Linked DNA regions of Homo sapiens: region 2 is linked to region 1. Evidence: read pairs that join two places in POLR2A ChIA-PET (ENCODE). Cell type or tissue: OCI-LY7. All regions are shown on one strand. Links, peaks and the distances in the headings refer to the core of each region. The heading gives the core; the rest is flanking DNA.

The links. Peaks named below come from ENCODE experiments on the same cell type or tissue, not always from the same donor. Only the 100,000 strongest peaks of a DNase experiment are listed, where the experiment ranks them.
Region 2: POLR2A ChIA-PET joins it to region 1 with 5 read pairs; 3 of 35 experiments call an interaction of 5 or more read pairs at or near these places.

What each region holds. Positions count from the first base shown.
Region 1 is chr16:70,288,104-70,301,183 of GRCh38, reverse strand. It overlaps DDX19B (DEAD-box helicase 19B), which reads right to left and starts at 1,998. Exons shown (of 12, transcript NM_007242.7): 1 at 1,830-1,998. The coding sequence starts at 1,886. It overlaps AARS1 (alanyl-tRNA synthetase 1), which reads left to right and starts at 11,678. Exons shown (of 21, transcript NM_001605.3): 1 at 11,678-11,763. RefSeq lists enhancers at 1,923-2,152, 1,884-2,178 and a silencer at 12,333-12,462. In OCI-LY7, for the core only: no CTCF peak of the experiment used is centred there; a DNase peak (open chromatin) is centred at 2,023; H3K4me3 peaks cover 666 bases; H3K27ac peaks cover 522 bases.
Region 2 is chr16:69,894,612-69,912,115 of GRCh38, reverse strand. It overlaps WWP2 (WW domain containing E3 ubiquitin protein ligase 2), which reads right to left. Exons shown (of 24, transcript NM_001270454.2): 9 at 3,266-3,355. Among named protein-coding and RNA genes, the nearest start is that of MIR140, 30 kb to the left of the region's middle. In OCI-LY7, for the core only: no CTCF peak of the experiment used is centred there; no DNase peak of the experiment used is centred there.

The DNA of each region.
Region 1 (13,080 bases), core at 1,844-5,843:
AGAAAGATGGAAAAGTAGGGGTACAGAAAGGAAGGGATCCAAGAGATCCAAAAGACAAGAGAAAGGAGGAAGGAATCTGCAGAATGAGGCTGAAGGGAAATTTGCCCTGTTCCCTCTATTCCCCAATATGAACTGTGCTCTAAAGACAGGAGTAACTAGTCCAATTTGAAGCAGACTTAAAGGCCTAGGAGAAATGGAATTGATAGAATACTTGATGAGTCTAAGCATCCTGAGATAAACTTAGACAACTGGAAGACAGTTTGGGGTTGAATTGATAATTAAGAAAAAAAAATGAAGCATAAACATAAGGCAATTAAGAATTCCAAGTAAAATAAATTTTATAGAAAAGTAAAGGGCCAGGCAAAGTGGCTCAGGCCTATAATCCCAACACTTTGGGAGGCCGAGGTGGGAGGATGGCTTGAGCCCAGCAGGTCAAGACCAACCTGGGTAATATAGTGAGACCTCGTCTTCACAAAAAATTAAAAAGTTAGCTGCATATGTTGGCACATGCTTGTAGTCCCGGTTACTCAGGAAGCTGAGGTGGGAGGATCACTTGAGCCTGGGAAGGGGAGGTTGTAGTTGGCAAGAGATGGTGTCAATGCACTCCAGCCTGGGTGACAGGGCAAGACCCTCTCTCAAAAAATATATGTAAAGAAAGAAAGAAACAGAAAAAAGAGGCTGGATGCAGTGGCTCACACCTGTAATCCCAGCACTTTGGGAGGCTGAGGCAGGTGGATCACTTGCACGCTGGAGTTCGAGACCAGCCTGGGCAACATGGCAAGTCCCCATCTCTACAAAAAAAATACAAAAAGTAGTTGGGCATAGTGGCACATGACTACAGTCCCAGTTACTCAGGAGGCTGAGGTGGGAGGATGGCTTGAGCCTGGGAGGCAGAGACTGCAGTGAGCCAAGATCACTCCACTGCACCCTAGCCTGGGCAACAGAGTGTGACCCTGTCTCCAAAAAAAAAAAAGGAGTTGCCTCTGGGGAGGAAAAAAATTGGCGGGAACCGTTGTTTTTAAAATAACTTCACTCTTTAAACAATGTGTATATACAACTTATTTTTTATGAGCTATAAAAAATAAAAGACAAGGTTCTTATTCTTGAGGAAGTCATAGCAATAAGTACTAACAGAAGTAGGTTCAAAGCCTACTAGGATTTAAAGTGTTTCGGTGGGAGAAATTAATTCTACGCAGTAGTGTTTAACACATCTCTTGCTTACCATGTGTCAGGTCCAGAAAAAAAGAACAAAGTGAAGCCGATGAGGAAAGGATTTGCTGACTGCCACACCTACTGGGTCCATCATTTATCACTGAGGAAGCACACAAATATGAGCAAAGACATGGTCCCTGAGCCAAAGAAGCTCTGAATGTAGAGGTGGAGAATGACACCTAAAATAACTATTACAAACCGGGGCGGCCAGGAACAATGGCTCAGCCTGTAATCCTGGTGCTTTGAAAGGCCGAGGCAGGAAGATAGCTTGAGACCAGGAGTTCCAGACTAGCCTGGGCAACCTAGCAAGACCATGTCTCTATTTCAATTAAAAACAAACAAAACACAATCTAGGGTGATGGGTGCAATCTATGATTCTTCCTGGTTCCAGGAAGACAGACAGGCAGCTGAGCGCTTTACCGATAGGAGCACTCACCTGCGCTTACGTAACGCGGAGGCGGCTGCGTAAACAAAGCCAGCTCAGGGTCCAGGCTCCATCCCTATCCTCCCCGCCACCCCATCCAGCCTCTAATCAACCTGGGAAACATTCTTTCCCAGGGACCAAGTCTCCGACCAGAACTAGTCCCCTGACCCTTTTAGGGCTGAAGCCAACTCACCGACTCAGCCGCAGCTTCCTGCTCGTCCACCGCCAGGGCCCATGAGTCAGTGGCCATGGTCCCAGGCGCGGGTGGGACGCTCGTGCTGGTGGATTCGAGGGATGGCACGAGGGATCGTGGGCTCCGGGGGTTCGCGGCAGGCTCTGCTCCAGCCCCACTACAAGGCTGCAGACCGGAAGCGGCGCGCCACAGTGACGTCGGAGGCCACTCCTGTTTGGCCACCCTTTGCCCACTTGAGGCTGTCGATTCTGTTGCCCTCAGACCCGTACCCCTCAACCCCGGGCAGAGCAAGCTTTCCTATCAAGCTGAGGTAGTTATCTTAAAATGCCTAAGCTCTGGTTAACTTGGATCTCCAACCAAAGAACAAAATCAGATTCCCGCCCAACACAGTGGCAGAGTAGGCACTAATACAGATTGAACAGATTGAATATATCAAAACAGAAAACCATTACCAATAGTCACCAAAATGCAAAACAAGCACAGAGCTGTTTCCCTTTTCAGATTGGTAATTTAAAATGTCCAGATGTTGGCAATCAGCCCTGACAACCCATTTGGTTAAAAGTCCACTTGACCACTATGCAATCTTGTTAGGCATGTAACAAAACTGCACCTGCACTCATAAATTTGTACCCCAAGAGGAGGAATTGCAGCTCTCCTATGTAAGCGTTGTAGAATCAGGAGAATGTTAAAAAGGAAGAAAACAGACGGTGCGGTGGCTCATGCATGTAATCCCAGCACTTCTGGAGGCCGAGGCGGAAGGATCACTTGAGCCCAGGAGGTCTAGGCTGCAGTGAGCCATGACAGGGCCACTGCACTCCAGCCTGGGTGACAGAGCAAAACTCTGTCTAGGAAAAAAATAAATAAAATTAAAATAGTAAAATAATTAAATAGAGCTAGGTGTGGTGGCTCATGCCTGTAATCTCAGCACTTGGGTTTTTGTTTGTTTTTTGAGATTGAGTCTGGCTCTGTCGCCCAGGCTGGAGTGCAGTGGCACGATTTCGGCTCACTGCAACCTCCACCTCCTGGGTTCAAGAAATTCTCTTGCCTCAGCCTCCCAAGTAGCTGGGATTACAAGCATGCGCCACCATGCCCAGCTAGTTTTTCTATTTTTAATAGAGATGGTGTTTCACCATGTTGGCCAGGATGGTCTCAATCTCCTGACCTCGTGATCCGCCTGCCTTGGCCTCCCAAAGTGCTGGGATTACAGGCGTGAGCCACTGCACCCGGCCTTTTGTTTTTTTAAGATAGAGACAGATCTTGCTGTGTTGTCCTGGCTGGTCTCAAACTCCTGAGCTCAAGTGATCCTCCCACCTCCACCTCCCAAAGTGCCAGGATTGGCCAGGCACAGTAGCTCACATGTGTAATCCTAGCATTTTGGGAGGTGGAGGTGGGAGGATCGCTTGAATCCAGGAGTTTGAAAACAACAACATAGCGAGGCCTTATCCTTACACAAGAAAAATTTAAAAATTAGCCAGGTGTCGTCGCACATGCCTGCAGTTCCAGCTACTTGGGAGGCTGAGGTGGGAGGATCACTTGAGCCCAGGAGGTTGAGGCTGCAGTTAGCAGTGTTTGTGTCACTGCACTCTAGTCTGCGCAACAGAGTAAGACTCTGCCTCATAAACAAATAAATAAATAGGAAGAAATATCTTGGGCTTTTAGTAGTTGTAAAATAAGGATTAAATGAAAGAACTGCTTTCTCCTAACTAGAATCAAAGAAGCTTCTCTTCCCTTGTTACTTCCCTAGAAAGAAACTAGGCATTTTCCTACAATCTGAAAAAAATGAATCCCAACCTCTTTCATTTTGCCAATATTATACAACAATAAGTTAATTTCAAGCCATGAGGCCGGGCACAATGGCTCACACCTGTAATCCCAGCACTTTGGGAGGCCAAGGTGGGTGGATCACCTGAGGTCAGGATATCAAGACCAGCTTGGCCAACATGGTGAAACCCTATCTCTACTAAAAATACAAAAATTAGCCAAGCATGGTGGTGCACACCTGTAATCCCAGCTACTTGTAAGCCTGAGGCAGGAGAATCACTAGAACCCGGAAGGCAAAGGTTGCAGTGAGCCGAGATCATGCCATCACACTGCAGCCTGGGCGACGAGTGAAACTCTGTCTCAAAAAAAATAAATAAATAGACTGGGCACGGTGGCTTGCACCTGTAATCCCAGCACTTTGGGAGGCCAAAGCAGGTGGATCACGAGGTCAGGAGATTGAGACCATCCTGACCAACATGGTGAAACCCTGTCTCTACTAAAAATACAAAAATTAGCTGGGTGTGGTGGCATGCACCTGTAGTCCCAGCTACTTGGGAGGCTGAGGCAGGAGAATCGCTTGAACCCGGGAGGTGGAGGTTGCAGTGAGCCAAGATCATGCCACTGCACTCCAGCCTGGACGACAGAGCAAGACTCTGTCTCAAATAAATACATAAATAAAAACAAACAAACAAAAATCAAGCCATGGTGGGTTCTCTGTGGAATTTTACCAGTACTGTAAGAGTAAAAACGTTTTGAGAAAGGGTAAAGCAGTTCCAGAGAACATTCTACTTGCTATGATTATTTTTTCCTGCACTCTCACAGGGTTAACTGGAGAAGACGTTTTTGTTTTTTGTTTTTGACCTTACACATGAGGATGTGCTAAAAAGAAAAAGGCAAACACCACCTTGGTAGCCATGACCTACATCTCATCAATTCAGAAGCAACCCTGGGGATATTTTCCCAGATAAATTATATTGTTTCACAGGGCTAGAGGTTAATGAAATTTGCAAAACATTTTAATGAGGTTAAAAATTACATCGCCCAAGTTGCAGGACCGTATATAGTAGGTTCACTTGTACAAAACAAACAGGAACCCCCACCCCAAAAGCCCCCAAGCTCCCATATATGCTTTTATACACTATGGAAAATGCCTAAGAAGACCGGAGCAGTGGCCTGTGTCTGCAGTCCCAGCTACTCCTGAAGCTGAGGTTGGAGGATCGCCTGAGCTCAGAAGTTCGAAGCCAGCCTGGACAACATAGTGAAACCATCGCCTCTTAAAAAAAAAAAAAATGTGGCCAGGTGCGGTGGCTCACGCCTGTAATCCCAGCAGTTTGGGAGGCCAAGGTGGTGGATCACGAGGTCAGGAGTTCAAGATCAGCCTGGTCAAGATGGTGAAACTCTGTCTCTACTAAAAATACAAAAATCAGCTGAGCATGGTGGTGGGTGCCTGTAATCCCAGCTACTTGGGAGGCTGAGGCAGAGAATTGCTTGAACCCAGGAGGCAGAGGTTGCAGTGAGCTGAGATCATGCCACTGCACTCCAGCCTGGGCAACAGAGCGAGCCTCTGTCTCAAAAAAAAAAAAAAAAATGCTTAAGATACACACAAAACTGATAACCATGGCTGCCCCTGGTGAGGGCCTCTAGAAGGGTGGGGGTGGATTGAGTATGCTTTATCCTCTGAAATTATTTTCCATATGCATGGTTTTTTTTAAATTAGAGACAGGGTCTTGCTATGTTGCCCAGGCTGGAGTGCAGTGGCTATTCACAGGCACCATTACAGCACATACTATATCCTTGAACTCCTGAGTTCAAGAGGTTCACCTGCCTCTGCTTCCCAAGTAGCTGGGACTACAGGTGTGTGCAGCTGTGCTTGGCTCCATGTTTCCCTTTTAAAAATGTATTTCAGACAAACAAGAAAGGGTATAACAAATACTTAGATTCCCACCTCAAAACTTAATAAATAAAATTACTAAGGTCCAATTGATAATCTCCGTATACTCATCCCAGGAAGACAGCAGCTATGCCAAATTTGGTGTTTATCCTTCCCGTACACGATTTTAGCATGTGTTTTTTCTTCTACTAAATAAATATGCAAGCCTGGGCAACATAGGGAGACCCCGTCTCTACCAAAAAAAAAAAAAAATTTTTTTTAAGTAGCTGGGCGTGGTGGCGTGAGCCTGTAGTCCCAGCTACTCCTGAGGCTGAGGTGGGAGGATCACTTGATCCCAGGAGTTCAAGGCTGCAGTGAGTCGTGATCATGCCACTGCACTCCAGCCTGTCTCAAAACAAAACAAAAAACAAAAAAACTTAAAAATAGCATCGGGGTTTCAGACTCTCCTAAGTTCACCCCCAATACACCTGCGCTTTGTGAGACTCCGGCTAAGAAGGAACCTGGTTTCCAAAGCGGGCGTGGAAAGAAGAGTGTTCGGGGAATAAGAGCATCTGGATTGGAATTCAGCCTCCTGCATTTATTCCCACGTGAGCCTAGCCAGTCTCAGTTTCCCCTGAAATCACAGGAAGTACCCACCTCACAGATGGCGGATTCTAGATCACAAGGCTAAGACCTTGGGCCGAAGCCTCGAGAAATATTGTTATTCCTCTACCCAGGAGTAGGGGCGAGGAAGGCACCTAAACGTGGGAGGAAAGGGTCTGGCTTCTACCCTCGCAGATACTCACGTCGCCCACAGGCAGGGTGATGGGAAACCGCCGCAGGGCGCGATCTTGGACGCGCCCGGCAGCCCCAGCCATCGCGGCTGAGCATGGCAGTTACACTCCAACAACCGCTGCTCTTGGCACTGGCCAAGCCGGAGCCTCATTGGCTGAGGCCTGGAAATCCTGTCAGCCAATCAGCTGAGGGGACGGTACAGCGCTCGGGCACGCGCCCCAGGAACTCTGGGGGCCAAAGACAAGCGCAAGCCTCCCGCAGAGGGCTTTGTTTCCTGCTAAATGTCTGGCTTCCTGGTGAGACTGGGAACTCCATGAGGGCAGGGCAAGATCTTTAATCTTGATCCTCAGTGACTAACACATAGTGGTCACTCATTTGGTGAATCATGAGCCATTAGCATCTCCCCCCGTGGGTCAAACTTTTTAAAAATTTTGCATCTGAACAAATAGGTGCAGACGCACATCCTCTAATCTAGACCCTTGGTATTCCAAGTATAATCTCTCAGCAGCATAGATATCGCCTGAAGCCTGTTAAAAATGCAGGCTCTCGGCCGGGCACGGTGGCTCACGCCTGTAATCCCAGCACTTTGGGAGGCCGAGGCGGGTGGATCACGAGGTCAGGAGATCGAGGCCATTCTGGCTAACACTGTGAAACCCCGTCTCTACTAAAAATACAAAAAATTAGCTGGGCGTGGTAGCGGGCGCCTGTAGTCCCAGCTACTCGCAAGGCTGAGGCAGGAGAATGGCGTGAACCCGGGAGGCGGAGCTTGCAGTGTGCAGAGATCGCGCCACTGCACTCCAGCCTGGGCGACAGAGTGAGACTCCGTCTCAAAAAAAAAAAAAAAAAAAAAAAAAAATTCAGGCTCTCAGGCCCTACCCCAGACCTATTCAATTTAGCAATATTTTAAGATCCTAGGTGATTCCTTTAGCGTTTTATGGTCTGAAAAGTACATTAGACAAAAAAATTATAATATGCTCAATTGAAATATTCCTTTAGAGGTTCTTAAAAATTCAGCCTTGGCCGGGCGCGGTGGCTCACGCCTGTAATCCCAGCACTTTGGGAGGCCGAGGCGGGTGGATCATGAGGTCAGGAGATCGAGACCATCCTGGCTAACAAGGTGAAACCCCGTCTCTACTAAAAATACAAAAAATTAGCCGGGCACGGTGGCGGGCGCCTGTAGTCCCAGCTACTCGGGAGGCTGAGGCAGGAGAATGGCGTGAACCCAGGAAGCGGAGCTTGCAGTGAGCCGAGATTGCGCCACTGCAGTCCGCAGTCCGGCCTGGGCGACAGAGCGAGACTCCGTCTCAAAAAAAAAAAAAAAAAAAAAAAAATTCAGCCATCCCCATTTGACTTAGTACCAAATAAGCCAGCATTGTAAACCCATTTTATAGATGCTAAAAGTAGCTAAGATGCCATGGGAGAGTTAAGAGTCTAGCGCTACATCCTTCCAAAGCTATGTTAGTTTTTTTTTTTTTCCACTTGTTTCCATTTCTTTCTTTTTTTTTTCAATTGAGACACTGTCTCATTCTGCCACCCAGGCTGGAGTGCAGTGGCACGATCATGGCTTACTGCATCCTTTACTTCCCTGTCTCAAGCTATCCTCCCACCTCAGCCTCCTGAATAGCTGGGACTACAGATGCATGCCACCATGCCCAGCTAATTTTTGTATTTTTTTGTAGAGGTTGAGTTTTGTCATGTTGCTCAGGCTAGTCTCAAACTCCTGGGCTCAAGCCATCCACCCACCTCAGAATCCCAAAGTATGGTGATTAAAGGTATACGCCATCACGCCGGCCTGTTTCTGTTTGTTGTTTTTATTATTTTTTAAATTTAATTTAATTTAATTTTTTTGAGACAGAGTTTCCCTCTTGTCTCCCAGGCTGGAGTGCAGTGGCACAATCTTGAGTCACTGCAGCCTCTGCCTCAGCCTTCTGAGTAGCTGGGATTACAGGTGGCCGCCACCACACCCAGATAATTTTAGTATTTTTAGTAGAGATGGGGTTTCACCAGGTTGACCAGGCTGATTTTGAACTCCCAACCTCAGGTGATCTGCCCGCCTCGGCCTCCCAAAGTGTTGGGATTACAGGCATGAGCCACTGTGCCTGGCCTGTTGTTTCACTCTGCGGCCCAGGCTGGAGGGTAGTGGGGCAATCACAGCTGTTGTACTATTTCAGTTCTTTGGTTATCTTTCTCATGCCCCAAGATGGAGTTCAACAAATGTTCTACTGGAGAGCAAGCCATGTGCATATCGCTCACTCCCACCTACAGGCCTATTTGCTTAGCCTAGAGTAAATCAAGAACTTGCCAGTAGTTTCCTAAAATACATAATTTGCACATTGCATTAAGATAGCATTCTTTCTAGCATGTAGTTGACATCTACAAGAGAAAAATATCACAGAAAAATATCATTAGATAATTATATTAGAATGAGACTTTTGGGCCTCAATTACAATTTCTTTCTTTTTTTTGTTTTAAGAGACAAGGGGGCCGGACGCGATGGCTCACGCCTGAAATCCCAACACTTTGGGAGGCCAAGGCAGGCGAATCACCTGAGGTCGGGAGTTCAAGACCAGCCTGGCCAACATGGCGAAACCCTCATCTCTACTAGAAATAGAAGAAAAAAAAATAACTGGGCGTGGTGGTGGCGCCTGTAATCTCAGCTACTCGGGAGGCTGAGCCAGGAGGCAGATGTTGACATGAGCCGAGATCATGCCATTGCACTCCAGCCTGGGCAACAAGAGTGAAACTCTGCCTCAAAAAAAGGAAAAAAAAAGAGAGAGAGACAAGGGTCTTGCTTTGTTGCCCAGGCTGGAGTGCAGTCGCGAGATCTCAGCTCACTGAAGCCTTCAGCTTCTGGGCTCCAAGTGATTCTCCTTCCTCAGCCTCTTGAGCAGCTGGGACTACAGGCGAATGCCACCACGCCTAGCTAATTAAAAAGAATTTTTTTTTTTTAACAGAGTCTCACTATGTTGCCTAGGCTGGTTTCAAACACTTGGGCTCCATTGATCCTCCTGCCTTGGCCTCCCAAAGTGTTGGGATTACAGGTGTGAGTCTCTGTGCTGGCCTACAATCTCTCTTAATGGGTGAATAAAAAATTCTTATTTATTTATTTATTTATTTTGAGACAAAGTCTCGCTCTGCGGCCCAGGCTGGAGTGCAGTGGCCTGATCTCGGCTCACTGCTAGCTCCGCCTCCCGGGTTCACGCCATTCTCCTGCCTCAGCCTCCAGAGTAGCTGGGACTACAGGCGCCCGCCACCACGCCCGGCTACTTTTTTTGTATTTTTTAGTAGAGACGGGGTTTCGTCGTGTTAGCCAGGATGGTCTCAATCTCCTGACCTCATGATCTGCCTGCCTAGGCCTCCCAAAAGTGCTGGGATTACAGGCATGAGTCACCACGCTAGGCCAAAAAATTATTTTAATCTGTTTATAATTATTTTATTAATGAAGGTACTATCCTAGTAACAACTCTGGCAGCAGAACTAAATTATTGAGATTACAACCTGTATTATTTTATTCTGAAAGTACAATTCATACATACCTTTTGGCTTTCTATTTTAAGTGTGGTGGCTTAGAAGTCTGACTCATTTCCCAGATTGTTTAAGCTAAATATATGTTATTTAGGGCACTGTGGATCAGAATAAACACTTGTGTCTCCTGGTTTTGCCCTCAGCTGTGTTACTTAACCTCTCTCTCTGCCTTATTTTACTCTGTTAAAAGCAGATAGTAGTAGTAACTCATGATAAGGTTGTGAGGATTAAAAGCTTAGATTGGTGCCTGCTGTATACTAAGTGCTCAATAAATGGTAGGTTTGATGATTACTATTTGTGAGCAGCTATGAAGTGGGAAAGTAAATCAAATGATTTATGTTTTTACTGGCTTTTGGGCTTGACCTTCTTTTTGTGTAGGATGCTCTTTTTGCATAAAAAGTAGTATTTTTCTGTATTGTCTGTAACTTGAGTTATGACCAGCAGCACAATTTATTACCCGTGTATTTGGATATATCAGATGATGGAGGTAATAGTGCAGTGGTTAAGAGCATGGGCTTTGGAGTTAAATAGACACAGGTTTGGATCCTGTCTCCACAACTTACTATTGGGTGTGAACTTGTGCAAGGTAATTTCCTCATTTGTAAAAAGGGGACTCCAGCTGACCTCATACACAGTTTAAAAATCAAATGAAATAAGCATGTGAAATGTTTGATGCAATGCCTCACGTATAAATACATACATATTTTTCAGACAGGGCCTCGCTCTGTCGCCCAAGGAATGCAGTGTCACGATCAGGGCTCACTGCAGCCTCAACTTCCTAGGCTCAAGTGATCCTCCCACTTCAACCTCCCAAGTAGCTGGGACTACAAGCATGCGCCACTATGCCTGGCTAATTTTTATTTTTTATTTTTTTTTTTGAGACGGAGTCTTGCTCCGTAGCCAGGCTGGAGTGCAGTGGCGCCATCTCGGCTCACCGCAACTTCCGCCTCCCGAGGTCAAGGGATTCCCTTGCCTCAGCCTCCCGAGTGGCTGGGACTACAGATGCGCGCCCGGCTAATTTTGTGTTTTTAGTAGAGACGGGGTTTCACCATGTTGGCCAGGATGCTCTCGGTCTCCTGACCTCGTCATCCGTTGGCCTCAGCCTCCCAAAGTGCTAGGATTACAGGTGTGGGCCACCGCGCCCGGCCTTTTAAAAAATTTTTCGTAGAGACAGGGTCTAGTTATGTTGACCAGGCTGGTCTCCAACTCCTGGGTTCAGGTGATCTTCCCACCTTGGCCTCCCAAAGTGTTGCAATTATAGGCGTGAGCCACCGCACCTGGCATGTATATATGTATATGTATATATATATATTCACCCTCCTCCCCCAGGCCTATAAATATTAACTTTTTTTTTTCCAAAGGCAAATCGAGGACCAGATGCTGATCCAATCGTACCTGAACTACTGATGTTATTTCTTCCACACCAAATTCAAGGTCTCCCCCGGACAAGTGTAACCATGGGCACAATGTCAGACTCTTTGAGGGCTGTGTATCACTCAGCAACTAAAATAAACAACTATAGCAAGATATGTAACCTCTACCAAACACGTTACCGTCTCCCCTTTTTAACTATGTCAATTGTGGTGTTAGGACTTTGCCTATGGAAACCAAAATGTCGACCTCCGGGAGCCGGGGGCGGGGGGGGGCGGGGGGGGCGGGGGGGGGTCTAACTCGATCATGTGACGCACCCCATCCCACCTTTTCTCGCAGTTGCATCAGCCAAGTTAGAGCCGCCTTCCCAGGAATCCACTAATGAACGGATTCGTCCTCAGTTTGACTGGCATGTTGGTTGACCAATAATATCTCATGAGGTAAGGCGCGGCGGGGCACTTTCCGTCGGCGCGCTCTGATTGGACGGAGCGTGGCGGGTTGTGGTAGGTCGTGGTCTGAGGCCGGTACAGCTGCGCGTCTGCGGGAATAGGTGCAGCGGGCCCTTGGCGGGGGACTCTGAGGGAGGAGCTGGGGACGGCGACCCTAGGAGAGGTAGGCCGCCCTCGGAGAGCTCTGCGGTGCTAGGAGAGCGGCTGGGCCCGCAGACTGGGGGGAAAGCTCCGCAGCCGCAGTGGGCCCCAGGATCAGGCCCCGCGTGGCCTGGAGAAGCCCAGTCTGGGCTGGAGCGGGAGCTGGACAGTGTGGCCTTGCGTTCGCCCCCGGGAGCGCTGCGAGTGTCGCGGCCTCGGGTGGATTTGCTGAGCACCAATACCTCACGGTTGCCAACCTGGGGTTTTAGCTCCCTTGGTTTTAATCCCCTAGGGGCGGGTGGGGGCACGGGAGGAAGGATGGGCCAGCTGGGTGCAATCCTGCTGTAAGCCAGCCATTCCTTGATTTCTTAAAATTAACTAAACAGCTGATGCCGGTCCAGGCGCACCGAGACCGTCATCTTAAGCTGTTCTGTAAAACAGTTTGTATTTCTCGGTGTGCTTTGAAGCATGTGAGTTAATTCCGAACTTGGTGTTAAAGGATTAGTATACCTGATCACGAAATACGTATTTAGCAGCCACTGTACTAGATGCTGAGGATGTGCTGTAATAGCCCAGGGCCAGGCGCGGAGGCTCACGCCTGTAATCCCAGCGCTTTGGGAGGTCGAGGCGGGCGGATCACCTGAGGTCAGGGGTTCGAGACTAGCCTGGCCAACATGGTGAAACCCCGTCTTTACTAAAAATACAAAAATTAGCCGAGCGTGGCGGCGCGCGCCTGTACTCTCAGCCACTCCGGAGGCTGAGGCATGAGAATCGCTTGAACCCGGCAGGCGGAGGTTGCAGTGAGCTGAGATCACACCATTGCACTCCAGCCTGGGTGACAGAGGGAGACTCCGTTTCAAAAAAAAAAAAAAAAAAAGAGCCCAGAACAGTCGTTGCTGCTGGGATGGAACTGACAGCCTGATGGGGGAGGCGCACATTAAACAATCCATGAAGCGCGTATGGAAATTATGAAGGGAAACACTTGAGGCTGTGAGACAGTAAAAGAGGGGGAGCCTTATCAAGAAGGGGAAGGCGGCCGGGCGCGGTGGCTCACGCCTGTAATCCCAGCACTTGGGGAGGCCGAGGTGGGCAGATCACGAGGTCAGGAGATTGAGACCATCCTGGCTAACACGGTGAAACCCCATCTCTACCAAATATACAAAAATAGCCGGGCGTGGTGACTGGCGCCCGTAGTCCCAGTAGTCCCAGCTACTCGGGAGGCTGAGGCAGGAGAATGGCGTGAACCCGGGAGGCGGAGCTTGCAGTGAGCTGAGATCGCGCCACTGCACTCCAGCCTGCGCAACAGAGCGAGACTCCGTCTCAAAAAAAAAAAAAAAAA
Region 2 (17,504 bases), core at 5,106-9,105, 390 kb after region 1:
GGGTTTCACCGTGTTAGCCAGGATGGTCTCAATCTCCTGACTTCATGATCCACCTGCCTCGGCCTCCCAAAGTGCTGGGATTACAGGCGTGAGCAACCGAGCCCAGCCAAGGTTTTAATCTCATTCCACACCCATCCTTGGTGCCTCTAATCGCTGAGGCTTTCCAGAGCCCCATGGTGCACATCAGCCGGCTTCCTGGTGGATTCCTCATCCTGCAGGTGTGGGTTTCATTCTCTCGGCTCTGCCATTTATCTATCAGAAACTAAACTTTGATTAACATCTCCCATATGCTGTTTCTCCTCTTCCATCCCTTTATTGTTGAAGGTTTATGCCTTTTTAATACTTTTATTACTATTTTAGTGGGTTTTCAGGAAGAATAGAAATAAACACATGTTCAAGCCACATGTTTAACTAAAAGTACTCTGCTGTGGTGAATTTCCACTTCTAAGAAGCACGATTGCACTCTTTATTTCAGTTGAAATCTTGCACAGAACAGTGACTGGAGGCCCAGTCAGCCCTTCCACCCTCTTTGGCTCTGGTGGGCATCTCCCCCAAACCTGAGAGCCCCACCGGGCACACTTGGACTTCTTTACTTCATACAACCCTTCCACTCCAGCATAACCACCCCATGCATCCTTCCCCAAACACATCCTTTCCCTTCCCATATGCAGGCAGCCACCTCCACTGTCCCCCCAACCTGGATCATCTTCTTGCAAGAGTTGGAGCCACTTCCCTCTGTGAGGCCTCCTCAATCCTCTTGTTTCACAGTGATCACTCTTTGCTTACCTGTGGTCTGAACACTGCTTAAGAGTGACTGATGAGCAAATGGATGCATTCACCCTGAGCTACTAGGTCCAATACTTATTGCTCCCGGATAGAAGGACCCATTCTCATACAAGTTTCCTGTGGGTTTCCTATGCAGGGACGGCCATGATTAAGTGAATCGGTGGTTCAATCTTGCTCCCCAGGGACTAGGTCTGTTGAGATCATGGCTCCATCTGTAGTTTCAAAATTGTTTTCACCATGGTTAATACTTCCCTGGAGGCAGGACTTCTGCCATTAATGAGAAATGAAAGCTTAAGCATTCATTCTGTTCTCTCTGGATCCCCTGTGATTACAGAGCAGAAATGAGAGCTAGAGGCTCAAAGTTCTTGACCTAAAACTCAGGAAGGACTAGTAAGCTATGCAGGGCGTACAGGTGAGCCATCTCCCAGGAAAACATGAAAACTACCCTGAAATAAGACAGCTTGATTAGTAGTGTCCCACCTCAACACCTAGAGGAGAGCAAGTCCCCAGCGATCCTTAGAAGGTACCACTGAATATCTTTACTTAAATTCCATGCAAATGCTCACTGGGTCAAGGCCTACGTCCCTCCTAGACAAGAGAGGTTAAGAAGAAGCCACAGTAGGCTGGGCGCAGTGGCTCACATCTGTAATCCCAGCACTTTGGGAGGCAAAGGCAGGCGAATCACAAGGTCAAGAGTTCAAGACCAGCCTGGCCAAAATGGTGAAACCCTGTCTCTACTAAAAATACAAAAAATTAGTTGGGCATAGTGGCGGGCGCCTGTAATCCCAGCTACTTAGGAGGCTGAGACAGGAGAATCGCTTGAACCCAGGAGGTGGAGGTTGCAGTGAGCTGGAGATTGCACCACTGCACTCCAGCCTGGGCAACAGAGCGAGACTCCGTCTAAAAAAAAAAAAGCCACAGTACACAGAGCTCCTGCTGTTTTAAAGTGCACATGTTATAAAGTACACAAAGTACAAGTGTGTAATACATACTGTTAAAGTCAATGTTTAATTTGTGACACAATTATAGAAAGTCAAATATTGACTGGGTATTTGATAATATAAACAAAATACTGTTAATGATATTAGAGTTTTATTTTGAATAAAAGAATATGTTTTAGAAATACATAGTGAAATATGGATAGATGATGTGACATTTGGGATTTGCTTCAAAATTACCTAGATCAGGGTGCGGCGGATAGGTTGGGGGTTACAGATCGGGAGTTAGCAAATTTTTTCTATAAAGCGCTACACAAAGTAATTATTTTAGGTTTTGCAAGCCATAGAGTCTGCTGCAATTACTCAACTCTGCCAATGAAGTACAAAAACAGCCAAAAACAATAAGTCAACAAATATGTGTGGCTGTGTTCCAATAAAACCTTATTTACAAAAACAGTCAGAGGGCCGGATTTTGTCCACAGGCCATCATAGTGTGCCGACTAGTTTGTACAGATGAAACAAAACCCGCCATGAGTTGATAATTTTTGAAGCTAAATGTTGAGTATGTGGGGGTTTGTAACATTATTCTCTCTATATCTATTTGAAATTTTCCATAATAATAAGAACATTTTCATAATTTTCATAACAAAACACTTAACCTGTTTTTTTGTTGTTTGTTTTTTTCTAATTTGAGAAGTCCATGTTTAACTTTGGTAACTTCATTTGACTTCAAGTCAAAGTGGAAAACACAGTGAGTACTGATGATGACAGGTTATGAGTTTCATCCTCCAGGAGGTACGGAAAAAAGGAAAACTCAAGCATTCTACTGGAAAACTGGAGCTAAAAGCAGCCCATCCATGGAGAATTATGGGACCAGAAGATGAGGTGGGATGTGTGTGGCACACGCCTGACAGCTGAACCAAACAGGGCACACGGGCTCTCCTAAGAGTCCCTACTTCCGACAGCCTTTCCCTCCACAAACTCAGGGCAGGGGAAGTGTGCATATTTTATACAGGAGCCCTTCATGGCTACTTTACTGGGAGGTGATTCTTTCTTGGAGCAGAATACATCCCCTTTTGAAAGCTCTCGGGACCAGGAGACACATGTGGAAAGAACTTTCTGTCCCTGGCAGACAGGGAACCAAACCCCTTCTCCTTGAACTTGGACAGTCTTCCCTCTCTTGGAAGCCTCTCTCATCCTTTGGTTTTGGATAACTTGGCGGCATTCTCACGAAGCCCTGCCGAATAAGAAGCACTCTGCCTTTAGGGACAGGCTGGGCATAGGGTACGGCGGAATGCATCAACACTCTAAATCTTGGCCTCCCATGCGCCTTTTGTTTCCCAGAGATCTTCTAATAATTCTAATATGTCCTAAGACATGGGAGCAATATTAAGGTAAGTGGATAGGAAAAGCAATCAAGTGACCCGGAATAAACGTCACTGTGCTATGCTACCTCCGCAGAAAGGGACCGTTTCAAGAAGCCATTGGGTGACTCATGGTGTCAGTTCCAGAGTCTCAGGTCTTCTCAGTTGATGACCTACCCTGGAGGAAGGGGCCGCTCCCAGGTGGTGGTCTTGGTATTGTGGTCAACATAATAGACACGTCCGTTGGGCAGCTCTCGCTGTTCCCATCTGAAAAATAAAGTCAAGGGTAGCATGAGACACACAGTGGAAAGGCATAGGCCCCTGTTAGAAAGGAAGACCTTCATCACTCATGTGGCTAATTTACAGGAAGCATCAAAGATGACATGCGAGGCCGACCCAATGGCGAAGCCAGTTCCTGCTGTGGCTGAGGGTGCCAGCCAGGAGTGCTTCTTGAAGAAACTATAATAGCTCCCCTGTATGGAATCAATGGACCAGGATCCACTATAGATCACTCTAAATTTCCCTAAATGACTGACAGGAATATATATTCCATGGATTTTTTAAAAAAATTCAGCATTTCTCCACCATTTCACAAAGGTCCCTTTAGGAACATGATGAAAGCTGAGGACCCTTTCCCTTCAAAATGCACTTAGGACAAAAATTTGTATTGCAATTTCTGGGTTTCATAGACCCCTCCACAAGATCATCTATAGGCCCTCCAGGCTTTTTCGTCTACCCAACCTGTTAAAGTCACAGATTCTTTACTATTATTTATTTTTTAATGAAACAGGGTCTCACTCTGTTGCCCAGGCTGAAGTGCAGTGACACAATCTCAGCTCACTGCAGCCTCCACCTCCCAGGCTCAAGCAATCCTCCCACCTCAACCTCCCGAGTAGCTGGGACTACAGGCACACATTACGATGCCCAGCTATTTTTGTTTTTTAATTTTTGGTAGAGACGGGTTTCACCATGTTGCCCAGGCTGGTCTGGAACCCCTGAGCTCAAGCGACCCACCCACCTTGGCCTGCCAAAGTGCTGGGATTACAGGAGTGAGCCACCGCACCCGGCTTAAAGTCACAGGTTCTATGACTACCCCTCTCCTCCGAGCATCATATATATTCATGCTCACATTTATTTTTGTAATATAAGATTCATTTACAGAGTATCTTAAACGAGATCTGGGTGAATACAGAAACACAACATATGGTTATTTTATACTGCTCTACCTATGAAGTCAAATCTGTTTGTAAGCTAATATAAGATCAAGGTGCTGAGGATGGCTTATGTGCACTACTGAAAGAATGCCAAGGTAGCAGGTGATTCAGAGATAATACACAAGCCCGATCAGTACAAAATACAGCCAAGGACCACTTATCCCCACACTCCTGTTATTTGCATGCAGTCTGACAATAACTCTACTTACCCAGAATATAGTAACCTATATATAAAGGATGCAAAAATGTATTTATATAATGCTTACCACTTTCTCAAGGATATTAATGGTGCTGTGGGCCTTTATGTTTTACACTGAATTTATTTACTTCTACTTTTGGGTACTGTCTAGGAGAAGTTGACCTTTTCTGGGAAGCTACTACAGTCAGTTCTGCGGTAATGCTTGCTTTGAAAATGCAAATTTGTTCCAATGCTATTGATATAGAAGCGGACGATGTGAGCATAATGGGAATTCTATTTGCTTATGCGTGATTTTGTCTGTGAGAAACACTAGATGAACACAGAAGACTTCCCCCAGCTAAACCTAGTTACACAAGAATGCACAAAACCCACAGGCATCTAGCAACCTCCTCAGTTTACAATGTATTAATAGGCTACACCGTCAACATCTGGAGTTACAACTCCCATCTGATTTCAGATAGCCCTCCATGCACCAGTTCACAGTAATACTCACAAGCTCCAACTTCTGACACCTGCTTCCACAAGCAAACTTCAGGTCTTCTCAAGAGAAAATGCCATATTTACTGTAGTGTTATCTATTTCGTAATCATTTAACATGTGTAAAACTGCTATCATTATTAGGTTCCTTTTTAATGTGTCATTGACAAATATTTTTAGTATTACATTCCTACTCACTTTTCCCCACAAGCCCTGTGGTTTTTATCCTTTTAACATATTTTTCTTTTTATTTTTTTAAAGACAGAGTCTTGCTCTGTTGCCCGAGCTGGAGTGTGGTGGTGTGATCATAGCTCACTACAGCCTCTGATTCTTGGGTTCAAGTGATACCCCTGCCTCAGCCTCCCAAGTAGCTAGGAAAACAAGTGCATGCCACGAGGCCCAGCTAATCTTTTTATTTCGTAGAGACAGGGTCTTGCTTTGCCCAGGCTGGTCTCGAACTCTTGGGCTCAAATAATCCTCCCACTTCAGCCTCTCAAAGTGCTGGTATCACAAACCAACGTGCCTACCCTCTATGGTTTTTAACTGCATAATTTTGCATCACGTGCTGACTTTTAGGAGCACATATGTTATAGCAGAGCTAACTGTATATGAAGAAAAAAGTCCTAACTTCTACTATTAAGCCTGATGTATCTACACTGATAGATATTACCTGTACTCACTGCCACTTCTTATTTAAACTGGGATGTCTGGTTAGTGGACTGCATTGATCAGCCCCTCAGAAGCTAGTCCAGAAACAGATACGTAAGGCCGGGTGCGGTGGCTGACACCTGTAATCCCAGCACTGTGGGAGGCCAAGGCGGGCAGATCACAAGGTCAGGAGATCAAGATCATCCTGGCTAACACAGTAAAACCCTGTCTCTACTAAAAATATAAAAAAATAGCTGGGCATGGTGGCAGGCACCTGTAGTCCCAGCTACTTGGGAGGCTGAGGGAGGAGAATGGCGTGAACCCGGAAGGCGGAGCTTGCAGTGAGCTAAGATCGCACCACTGCACTCCAGTCTGGGCGACAGAGCAAGACTCCGTCTCAAAAAAAAAAAAGAAAGAAAAGAAAAGGAAAGAAAAAGAAACAGATACATAAGGTTTTCAAGGTAAGAAAGAAGCAGAGGAGACACCATTACCCACTGAGAATCTACCACGAGCTACAGGCTAACACCATGTATGCAATCCTTGCCTTCATCCTTTAAGGTGGAATCACCATCACCACTGAGGAAACTGAGGCTCAGAGAAACTATGTAACTCTTCAATGGGATTCAAACTCAGCTCTGCCCCCCAAGCCCATGAGTTTCACCATGCTTTGCTGAAAGGAAGAATGGGCAGAAAAGGAAGATGAACTGAAATTTATAAGGACTCTACTACATGGCCATGTGCCAGGTGGCTTCCCAATCCTGATCTCAAAGTGAGCAGCCTTCCCTAGCACTGGCATTGAGGTAGGATCAAGATGACTAGGGAGGAATTATACAGGTTGAGTAGCCCCTTCTCTAGATGCTTGGGACCAGAAGTGTTTCAGATTTTGGATTTTTTGTTTTCAGATTTTGGAATATCTGCAGAATACATACCAGCTGAACATCCCTAATCTGAAAACCTGAAATCCTAAATTCTCCAGTATTTCCTTTAAGCATCATGTCGGAACTCAAAAAGTTCTGGATTTGGGGGCATTTCAGAACAGGAACACTCAACCTGTAATGGGTCCACAGACATTTCTAGGCTCCATTTTAATCACAATCTTCTGCTCAGATCTGATCTCCTGGAAGAAGGTACACATTTTGCACCACTAGGAGGGCTGGCCCCAAGAACAGTGAGATCTGGAGGTTCTACACACCCCCCAAAGCGGACAACTCTTGGTTGAGGACCAGAGTGCTACTGTTTAAAGACAAACATTAGACAAAATAAATTTAACCAAGTTTATTTAAGAATGATCCAGGAACTGGGCAGCACTCAGAACCAGGAGAGGCTCAGAGAGCGCTGCCAAGCAGTGTGAGCGGCAAGTCTTTAGAGGCTGAACACGGAAGCAAGGTAGAGAAATCATCTAAACAGCTACAGCTGGGCGTCTGCCTTATTTGGGCGTGGTCTGATCAGCTGCCTGCCTGTGACTGGCTGGAACCCAGCTATTTGTTACAAAAAACATATACTCCTAATTTGGGTTTTGGTTGGTTTACGTACTAAGTTAGGTTGTAGTTTGCTATGTAAGAACTGGAAGTATGGAGACAGCTTCAGGCTAACGGCCTCTTGCTTACTTATTTAACATGACAAACACCATTAAATAGCATGTAGGGATGTTTTCTCTCCCGGGCATTCTTGCTCAAGGCTCTGACTGATGAGACTCCTGGGGATTTGACCCAGATGCCCTGGTTCCTCCCACTGCAAAAGGGAGATCTTCATATTTCATTTAGTATTTTACCAAAAGGGCAGGATCTGGCAAAAGTGGCCAGATGAAAATGCACACTAGGGCCAGGTACAGTGGCTCATGCCTACAGTACCAGAACTTTGGGAGGCTAAGGCAGGAGGATCACTTGAAACCAGGAGTTTGAGGCCAGCTTGGGCAACATAGCAAGATCCCATCTCTATAAAAAAATTTTTTTAAATAGTCAGATGTGCTGGCACATACCTGTAATCGTACCTACTCAGGAGACTGAGGCAGGAGGATCACTTGAGCCCAGGAGTTGGAGGCTGCAGTGAGCCGTGATCACACCTCTGCACTCCAGCCTAGGCAATAGACCCCAACTCAAAAAAAAAAAAAAAGAAAATGCGCACTGGGTATAGTTAAAGATCTTCTCCCTCTGAATGCCCTTCTGATTTAAAAGCAAAGGGGTAACAATATTGCCAGCTCAAGAGGCTGGTGTTTCGTCTGTGGGGATTTGGCAGGGCCTTCTAGCACAGAAGACAGCCGACATACTGTAGCTTCACAGCAATTCTCCAAATACCTTCTGTCTGCTCGGTAACAGAGGAGCAAATCTGATACCCTCTTTATTCATCTGAATTTGGAAATGAAGAAAGTCCTGAGAAAGATATTTGGCTTAAGGATAAGTATTAAAAAATGAAAGCGCTGAGCGCCAATGGCAGCAAGCCTCTCTTTTATAACATCTGCTCCTAATGCAATTTAAGTAGCTGAGAACTCTCCAGCACTCCCGAAGAATTTAGCTGCATCCTTCCCTTCCTTGAAAACAGTTCTTTGGGTAGTTTTGTGGCACAAAAGCCCTAATACTAGTACGCTCATTTTTCAGTCACTATTTGGAAAACTCTAATATTTGGGTGGGCTGCCCCTTTTATAAAGACAAAATATCTGTTGTAGCAATTGGAGCTTAAAAACAAAACTTAAACACATTTTTCTTTCTTTCTTTTTTTTTTTTTTTGAGACAGATTCTTGCTCTGTCGCCAGGCTGGAGGGCAGTGGCGCAATCTCGGCTCACTGCAACCTCCACCTCCTGGGTTCAACCGATTCCCCTGCCTCAGCCTCCTGAGTAGCTGGGACTACAGGTATGCGCCACCACACCTGGCTAATTTTTTTGTATTTTAGTAGAGATGGGGTTTCACCATGTTGGCCAGGATGGTCTCGATCTTCTGACCTTGTGATCCACCCTCCTCGGCCTCCCAAAGTGCTGGGATTGCAGGTGTGAGCCACTGCGCCCGGCCATTTTTCTTTTATTCCAAAAATTCTTTCAACTTTCATCTTATCAGCAGTCTCCACTTTTGACATCTTTTATGTTCATTTGAGACAAGGAGAGAAACACTGATTTTATTACACTTTGGCTAACGTTTTAATATGAAGGTAGGCTAATGCTTCAAATTCCATGAAATAAATGTCTGTAATTGACACAGTGGTATTCCCACACACTGCCAGAAATGAAATCAGTGCTGAGTCCTCTTCCCTTATATTCAACAGTTTCAGCAGGTCTTCAGAGGACACAGGCCCAGATAAGGCCCACCCTTCCATCTTTGATCACGGCTGATGCTGGAAATGAAAGTCTCTCTTTCAGGGACTATTATTGTCCCGCAAAGCTCAATGTCCTTCTATGAACCCCCTCAACTGGCTTAGCGAGAAGAATAGTTGCCAGAGGAACAAGACCTTTCTTCCATCACCTTTTTTGATATCATTTTTTCCTTTTGCAGTTGGACCCCTGCTCAGATTAAATGTCCCTGCGGGTCCTCCCTGATCCATGACCTGGCCTGCCTCCCTTTCTCACAGAACCTCACTCCTCCCTCACCTGCATGGCTATTCATAATTCACACAAATCTCTCCCCTTCATTCAGGCAGCACAGTCGGTGGATTCTATCACCAACCAGACGAGCCTCCTGATTCCTGTTCCTCCTCAGTGGCCGCTGACTCACATAGATGGAGCCTCCGACTGTCTTGGTTTGGTCCCCCCCATGCCAAGAAAGTGACACTGGTATCAATTTTTCATCAGCGCATCCCTGTCAGAGGTTATATTTCTGTCACTTATAAGCAACTCCTTCACACTGAGATTAAAAGGCTTTTCAATCAAACTACCCACGGGTCTCAACACTGCATCTTGGTCACATGGGTCATCTCCTGTCCCCCTCGATAGCTTCCGTTGATGCTCTCAGGAACAGTGTTCAAAGCACCAAGCTTGTTTTCAGTCCCTACCCAACACATTGCTCCTTGGCCTTCAATGAGTAACATTTGGTTGGATCATGGACTACACGAGGTCTTTGTACTTCAAAGTACTTTAAAAGCAGTCTCCGTCTGACTGCAATTAATCTTAGGTACTTTTTCCTTTCCCTAAATTACCTTTGCACTGATGGATTGTAGCTGCCCTTGGTTCAGTTGTATATGAACCATGTTCCAACCCTACGTCCCAATCCACTCACAATTGCCATCTTCACAGGTTAAAGGCTAAACATCTCCATCTCATTATTAGAATGACATCAGCATCTCTCTCATGTTATCAGACAGGAAATCATCTGGTCTCCTGAACCATGTTTTCTTGTCAAAGGTTTCCCAAAGGTCTTCAGGAAATTAATGCTCAATTACCCGTTGTTACAGTGTGTGTTCAACCATTCTGATCACCATATTTCTTGGTCAGATTCACCTGTTTGAACCAAATCAACATTTCACCAAGAATAGGATTAAGCTAAAAGGGATTAAAGCTGGGCAAAGAGTTCGAGTGAATTTTAGATAAATTCTCTATTTATATATTTATTTATTTAGAGACGAAGTCTCGTTCTGTCACCCAGGCTGGAGTGCAGTGGTGCAATCTCAACTCACTGTAACCTCCATCTCCCGAGTTCAAGTGATGCTCCTGCCTCAGCCTCCCGAGTAGCTGGGATTACAGGGACTCGCCACCACGCCTGGCTAACAGCAATTCTTTTCAAGTGGCCCTTATAAATTGATACACCAAAATGGTCAAAATTTCAGTCTTGGTAAGAGCATTATCAGCTTGTATTATTCATTAATTTGCTTACTTTTCACTGACACAAGCACTGGGCATTATTAGTAAAGCTAACTCAATCAAAATCCACTCTCTCCATTAGAAAATAAGACCATGTGAAACCCCGTCTCTACTCAAAATACAAAAAAATTAGCTGGGCGTGGTGGTACATGCCTGTAGTCCCAGCTACTCGGGAGGCTGAAGCAGGAGAATGGCATGAACCCGGGAGGCAGAGCTTGCAATGAGCTGAGATCGCGCCACTGCACCCCAGACTGGGCGACAGAGCAAGACTCCATCTCAGAGAAAAGGAAATAAGACCACACCTGAACCCTTTCACATCCTAAAGAAAAGATGTCTTGCTGGTTACTTAGACAAAAATTAAACTTAAGAAGAATACACTGGAAGTACTCAAGTATTCTTAAAGCTGCCTCTTCAGAAGTTCAATGCCCCACAGGCAAAAGCTACATAAAATCACATTTTTGTATTCTATGCTCCTATAATAAATGTTTCTGAGCCAAGTCCTATTCTTCCTCCAAGCTTTGGCCACTTCCGGGGAGAACCATAAGATTTATTTCTTCTGTAGGGATGTTTTCAGGCTGTTTTATGAGTCAGCAATCTGTCTGCAGTGGAATATAATTCCTGTGCACTGTGTTTAGTGCTTCAGTAGGTCCTTTGTAAACTGGGTAGGAAATGTGTTAAACTCAGTCCTTCCCCGAAGGACCCTTCCTGAAATAAGGAACTAGCCTTTAAATCTAAGCACACTAACCTTTTAATAACTCAACAACCAGCACTTTATGCCTCCAAACACAGGATGGCATGGGAGCAGCTACCAAAGCTCCTGAATTAAGTCTTTCTTCTTATCTTTTTTATCTTTACCAAAGCTCCTCAATAGAGGTTGGCAACACTAGCCAGGCACGGTGACTCACGCCTGTAATTCCAGCACTTTGGGAGGCCAAGGCGGGCAGATCACCTGAGGTCAAGAGTTCGAGACCACCCTGGCCAACATGGTGAAACCCCGTCTCTACTAAAAATACAAAAAATTAGGCAGACATGGTGGCACGCACCTGTAGTCCCAGCTACTCAGGAGGCTGAGGCAGGAGAATCGCTTGAGTCCAGGAGGCGGAGGATGCAGTGATCTGAGATCGCACCACTGCACTCCAGCCTGGGTGACAGAGCAAGACTCTGTCTCAAAGAAAAAAAAAAAAGTTGGCAACATTAAAATATATGCATCTATAAAAAATTCTTTTAATTATCTTTTTTAAAAATAGAGACAGAGTCTCGCCATATTACCCAGGGTGGTTTTGAACTCCTGGGCTCAAGCAATCTTCCTGCTTCGGCCTCCCAAAAGTGCTGGGATTACAGGCGTGAGCCACTGCACCCAGCCTCTAAAAAATTCTTTTTAACATTTTTGCAGATAAAAGGTTGGCAGTATAGGGACAGTTACTATCAAGAACGATCAATGGGAGCAAAAATGGGTACACTCTTTCCAAAGGGCAATTTGGCCAAAAAACCTTTATTATGTGAATACCGTTTAATTATTTTTCTTGTGAATGGCCCTTAACTCAGCTACTTTACTTCTAGGACATATCCCAAAGAAATAATTAGGTGTCAAAAATTTAGCTATAAGTGCATCTGTTACGTCATATTACAGCAGTTACAGAAAAACTGGAAGCAACCTAAACACCCCCAAATGGAGAGTTAATCAAATAAATCATGTTATTCCTATAATGGGTATTCATTCCTTAAAAATAACATTGTAGATAAATATTGACTTGTTCAGGTATTTACAATATATTGGGTAGAAAAGGCAAGTTTAAAGTAATATGACTAAGACAATCAAAATTTTGTTTAGAAATTATATATTGTTTTTCATCAAATCTAAAATGCCATCGATTGTAAGATTATTAAACATAACACTAAGAAAAAAAACACTGCCAATTAAATTATGCCACCCCAGTGCCTATAAACCACAACTTGATTTTTTTTTTTTTTTTTTTTTTTTTGAGACGGAGTCTCACTCTGTCACCCAGGCTGGAGTGCAGTGGTACAATCTTGGCTCTGCAACCTCCGCCTCCCGGGTTCAAGCAATTCCCTGCCTCAGCCTCCCGAGTAGCTGAGATTACAGGCATGCACCAATACACCTGGCTAATTTTTGTATTTTTAGTAGAGACAGGGTTTCACCATCTTGGCTAGGCTGGTCTTGAACTCCTGACCTCAGGTGATCCACCTGCCTCGGCCTCGCGAAGTGCTGGGATTATAGGCATGAGCCATTGCACCCGGCCCACATCTTGATTTTTTAAACAAGTTAAAATGTGAAATAACATGCATATCAGAATAAATAAAATGTGGAATGTGTATAAAATTTGTGTTGTTGTTGTTGTTGCTGAGATGGGTATCTCACTATGCTGTCCAGGCTGGTCTTGAACTCCTGGGCTCAAGCAATCTGCCTGCCTAAGCCTCCCAAAGTGCTAAAGTTACAGGCAAGAACCACCAAGTGTGGCCTGTAACATTTTTATGTAACTTAGGAGTAGGGAAGAATTTTAGACAAAACACAAAAGACACATGAAAAAGATTACAGATTTGGCTATTTAAAATTATTAACTCTTGTACAATAAAAGGCACCATAAGCAAATTGAAAAGACAAGCCACAGACTGGGAGCAAATATTTGCAATGCGTATAATTGAGAAGCAATTTGTACCTAGCATTATTAAGAATCCTGCAGATTGGCTGGGTGTGGTGGCTCATGCCTGTAATCCCAGCACTTTGGGAGGCCGAGGCAGGTGGATCACCTGAGGTCAGGAGTTCAAGACCAGCCTGACCAACATGGTGAATTCCCGTCTCTACTAAATACAGAAAAAGTATCTGGGAGTGGTGGCACATGCCTGTAATCCCAGCTACTCCAGAGGCTGAGGCAAGAGAACTGCTTGAACCTGGGAGGCAGAGGTTGCAGTGAGCCAAGATTGCGCCATTGCACTCCAGCATGGGCAACAAGAGTGAAACTCCGTCTCAAAAACAAACAAAAACAACAACAAAAAAGAATCCTGCAGATTAAAAATAAATATATATAAAGACAAATAAAAAATGGACAAAAATAAATAGGCAATTTATAAAAGAAGAAACCAAAGAACCTAATAAAGACATGTAAAAAGAGGTTCAATCTCAATAGTAATCAGGGAACTTCAAACTGAATCCTCAAAGATGTACCATTCATGCCCATTAGACTGGCCCACATGAAACGAACCTGACAACACTAAGTTTTAGCAGGAATGCTTATGCATGCTCACAGGAGTATGAATTGGTTAGGTGACTCAGGCAATTTGATAATACCTACTGAAGTTGAAGATCTTCATTTCCTATAATGCAGAAATTCCAGTTGCTGTACAAATCTTTAAGAAATAACTGGCTGGGAGTGGTGGCTCACACCTGTAATCCCAGCACTTTGGGAGGCCGAGGTGGGCAGATCACCTGAGGTTGGGAATTTGAGACCACCCTGGCTAACATGGCGAAACCCTGTCTCTACTAAAAAAACAAAAACTAGCCAAGCATGGTGGTAGATGCCTGTAATCCCAGCTACTTGGGAGGCTGAGGCAGGAGAATCACTTGAACTCAGGAGGCGGAGGTTGCAGTGAGCCGAGATTGTGCCACTGCACACTCCAGCCTGGGCAACAGAGCAAGACTCTGTCTCAAAAAAAAAAAAAAAAGAAAGAAAGAAAAGAAAAAGAAAAAACCACATACACAAAAAGGCATGCACAGGAAAACTTTACTGCAGCCATTGTTTCATTGTGTTTTTTTTGTTTTGTTTTGTTTTGTTTTGTTGTTTTGAGATGGAGTCTCACTCTGTCGCCCAGGCTAGAGTGCAGTGGTACGATCTCGGCTCACTGTAACCTCCGCCTCCCTGGTTCAAACCATTCTTCTGCCTCAGCCTCCTGAGTAGCTGGGACTACAGGCATGCGCCACCACACCCGGCTAATTTTTGTATTTTTAGTAGAGATGGGGTTTCACCACATTGGCCAGGCTGGTCTCGAACTCCTGACCTTGTGATCCACCCAGCTCGGCCTCCCAAAGTGCTGGGATTACAGGCGTGAGCCACTGCGCCTGGCCTACTGCAGCCATTCTTTCTAGCTGTCAAGAAACAAGTAAATGGATAAATTTTTATCTGTTCATGTAACAGAACACCGTATAGCAGTTTAAATGCATGTCCCAAGTTCCATGTATCACTGTATACAGGGAATGAGATCAGAGAGTTCATGGAAGCTTCAGCTGTACTGGTAACATCTTATACATCAAGGGGTTAAAAAGAGGTGGTTAAAAAAAGACCTCCTCAGGTGCCGGGCACAGTGACTCACACCTGTAACCCCAGCACTTTGGGAAGTTTAGGGGAGCAGATTGCTTGAGCCCAGGAGTTCAAGACCAGCCTGAGCAACACGGCAAAACCCCATCTCTACAAAAAATATAAAAATTAGCCTGGCATGGTAGGATGTGCCTGTGGTCTCAGGTACTCGAGAGGCTGAAGCGAGAGGATCACCTGAGCCTGGGAGGTCAAGGCTGCAGTGAGCTGAGACCACGCCACTGCACTCCAGCCTGGGTGACACAGATTCTGTCTCAAAAACAAAACACACAAACAAAAAAAAAAAGACGGGGAGAGACCTGTAGCAAATGCAGCACAGAGCCAAAGATGATGAGCCACAGGTATTTTTTACATTCTTCTCCATTTGTATCTGCATGCTTACAATATTTTACAATAAAAACGAATGGATTTTAAAAGCATATACTGGAAGATTATCAACTTTTGGTAGATGTGTGTTATACGTGTATCTGTATATGTGGTGCCAGGCAAATTGCTTAAGTTCTCCTCACTTGCAAGATGAGGATAAAAGTAGCTCTCTCACAGAGGGAAGACTGCATGAAATCATCCAGGTAGGAAACTGGGCAGTCCCCAGCACCTTAGAAACACTTAGAATACATGGTAGCTGTAGTTAGTGTTTAAAAAAAAAAAAAAAATACACACAAGCTGCAGAAGAAATACCAATGGTCAGCTCTGGGGGGGTGTTTGTTAACTGTTGTTATTATGTACTGTTCTTCTCCCACCTCCTATTTTTTTCTAATTTTCCATCAATGGGCTTTTATAATAAGATCAGAAAAAAACTTTAAAAAATTTTAAGGGCCACTGAGAATGTGATATCATTTTCCCACTCATGTAACACATCACTCCCTCTCTTTGGAAGCCAAGTTGTATGCTGGGTACAGGGAACACAAAGACGGACACAATATTCTTTACTCTTGAGGAGCTCTCAAGAAATTGCAGTAAGGATGGGCACGGTGGTTCACACCTGTAACCCCAGCACTTTGGTAGGCCAAGATAGGAGGATCGCTTGAGCCTCCAAGAGTTCAAGACCAGCCTGGGTAACATAGCAAGACCTTGTCTCTACAAAAAGTACAAAAATTAGCTGAGCATGGTGGCGCATGGTAGTCCCAGCTACTTGGGAGGCTGAGGCAGGAGAACTGCTTGAGCTAAGGAAGTTGAGGCTGCAGTGAGCTATGATCACGCCACTATACTCCAGCCTGGGTGACAAAATGAGACCCTGTCTCCAAAAAAAGGAAAGAAAGTGCAGTAGAAATGAAAATGAATAATTATGCATGAATACATACACATAAGGTGAAAACATCTCATGGCCCAGCCTCCGACAACAGTAGAATCTTTGGAAATAAGAGTTTAAGTTCTGAGATGGTGATGAGGAAGCCAGAAACACACACTATTCCATGTGACCTAAGCATGTAACAATCCCTGCAGAGTCACAAACTAACCATACTAAGCAAAGAAACAAACTGGAGGAAAGACACAGACGCTCAGTGTAATCCTTTAATCTGATGCTACTCAAAGAATGGTCCACAGCCCAAACTGTTACTGTTCTGTGACCAGAAAAGTACTGAAGTTTCTAAGCACTTAGAAACTTTTTTTTCTTTTAACTGAGACAGGGTCTCACTCAGTCATCCAGGCTGAAGGGCAGTGACTTGAACACAGCTCACTACAGGCTCGACTTCCGGGACTTATGCGATCCTCCTGCCTCAGCCTCCAGAATAGCTAGGATCACAGGTGCACACAGCTGATGTTTTTGTTTGTATTTTTTGTAGAGACGAAGTCTTGCTATGTTGCCCAGGCTGGTCTCGAACTCCTGGACTCAACCAATCCTCCTGACTCGGCCTCCCAAAGTGCTAGATTACAGGCATGAGCCTGGCCCACTTTAGGAACTTTTGTACCGATCTGACATTGCTGTAATATCCACATGTGTGCTCAATAGATTCGTCTCATTGAACAGAGTATAGAATTAAAGGATTCACAATAGACAGACTATTTTAAAATAAATTAAAACAAAACAACAACCAAAAAGGACTGTTTTCTCACAAATAGTTTTGAGCAGCTCAGTGTTAAAACTCCTTGGGTAAGACTCTTTGGCTAGTGCTGAAGTTGAGTTTGGAATGAAATTCAATGGCAGCGCCTGGTTTATAACTTAGCAGAGAAGCTCCAAATTCCAACATCTCTTAGAGTGTCCCCACAAACAAACATCCAAGAACTCTTACAAGGCTGTCGTCCTTGATAGTGTCTTAAGGGCCATCTCAAGAGAGTGCCTCTGGATATCCATAATTGGGCAGGGGGGTAGAGGAGATGGCAAATCCGAAAGATCCAGAAAACATCCCTCCTCAATTAATTCCACTCGGAGGCAGGAAACAGACGGGGCAGCCAATGGCTGCGGGAGAAAAAGCATGGTGTGAAATGGCAGAGCTGAAGTAAGTCGGCAGTCCAAACACAACGCCCTCCGTTATGTAAGAAACCACAGTGGCGTGCTGGCTGCCAGGGCAAAATAATGTGCCTCTGTGTGTGTGGGACCGAGGGAGCTGCAAAGACTGTAAGGGACACACTTGGAGTTTATCTAAGCCATGTACACACAGTTGGCTCATTGATAATGAGCACTGGGTCCCCAAAGTGGGCTGAGCGCTGAGAAAAAACAGATACAGGGCCTGCAGACCAAAGCAGCCTCGCTTCCCATTGCCCACGGCCTGAACCACTATCTCACTAGCCCCTTCAAACCTTCCTGGCACCCCTTCTTTCACAGACATT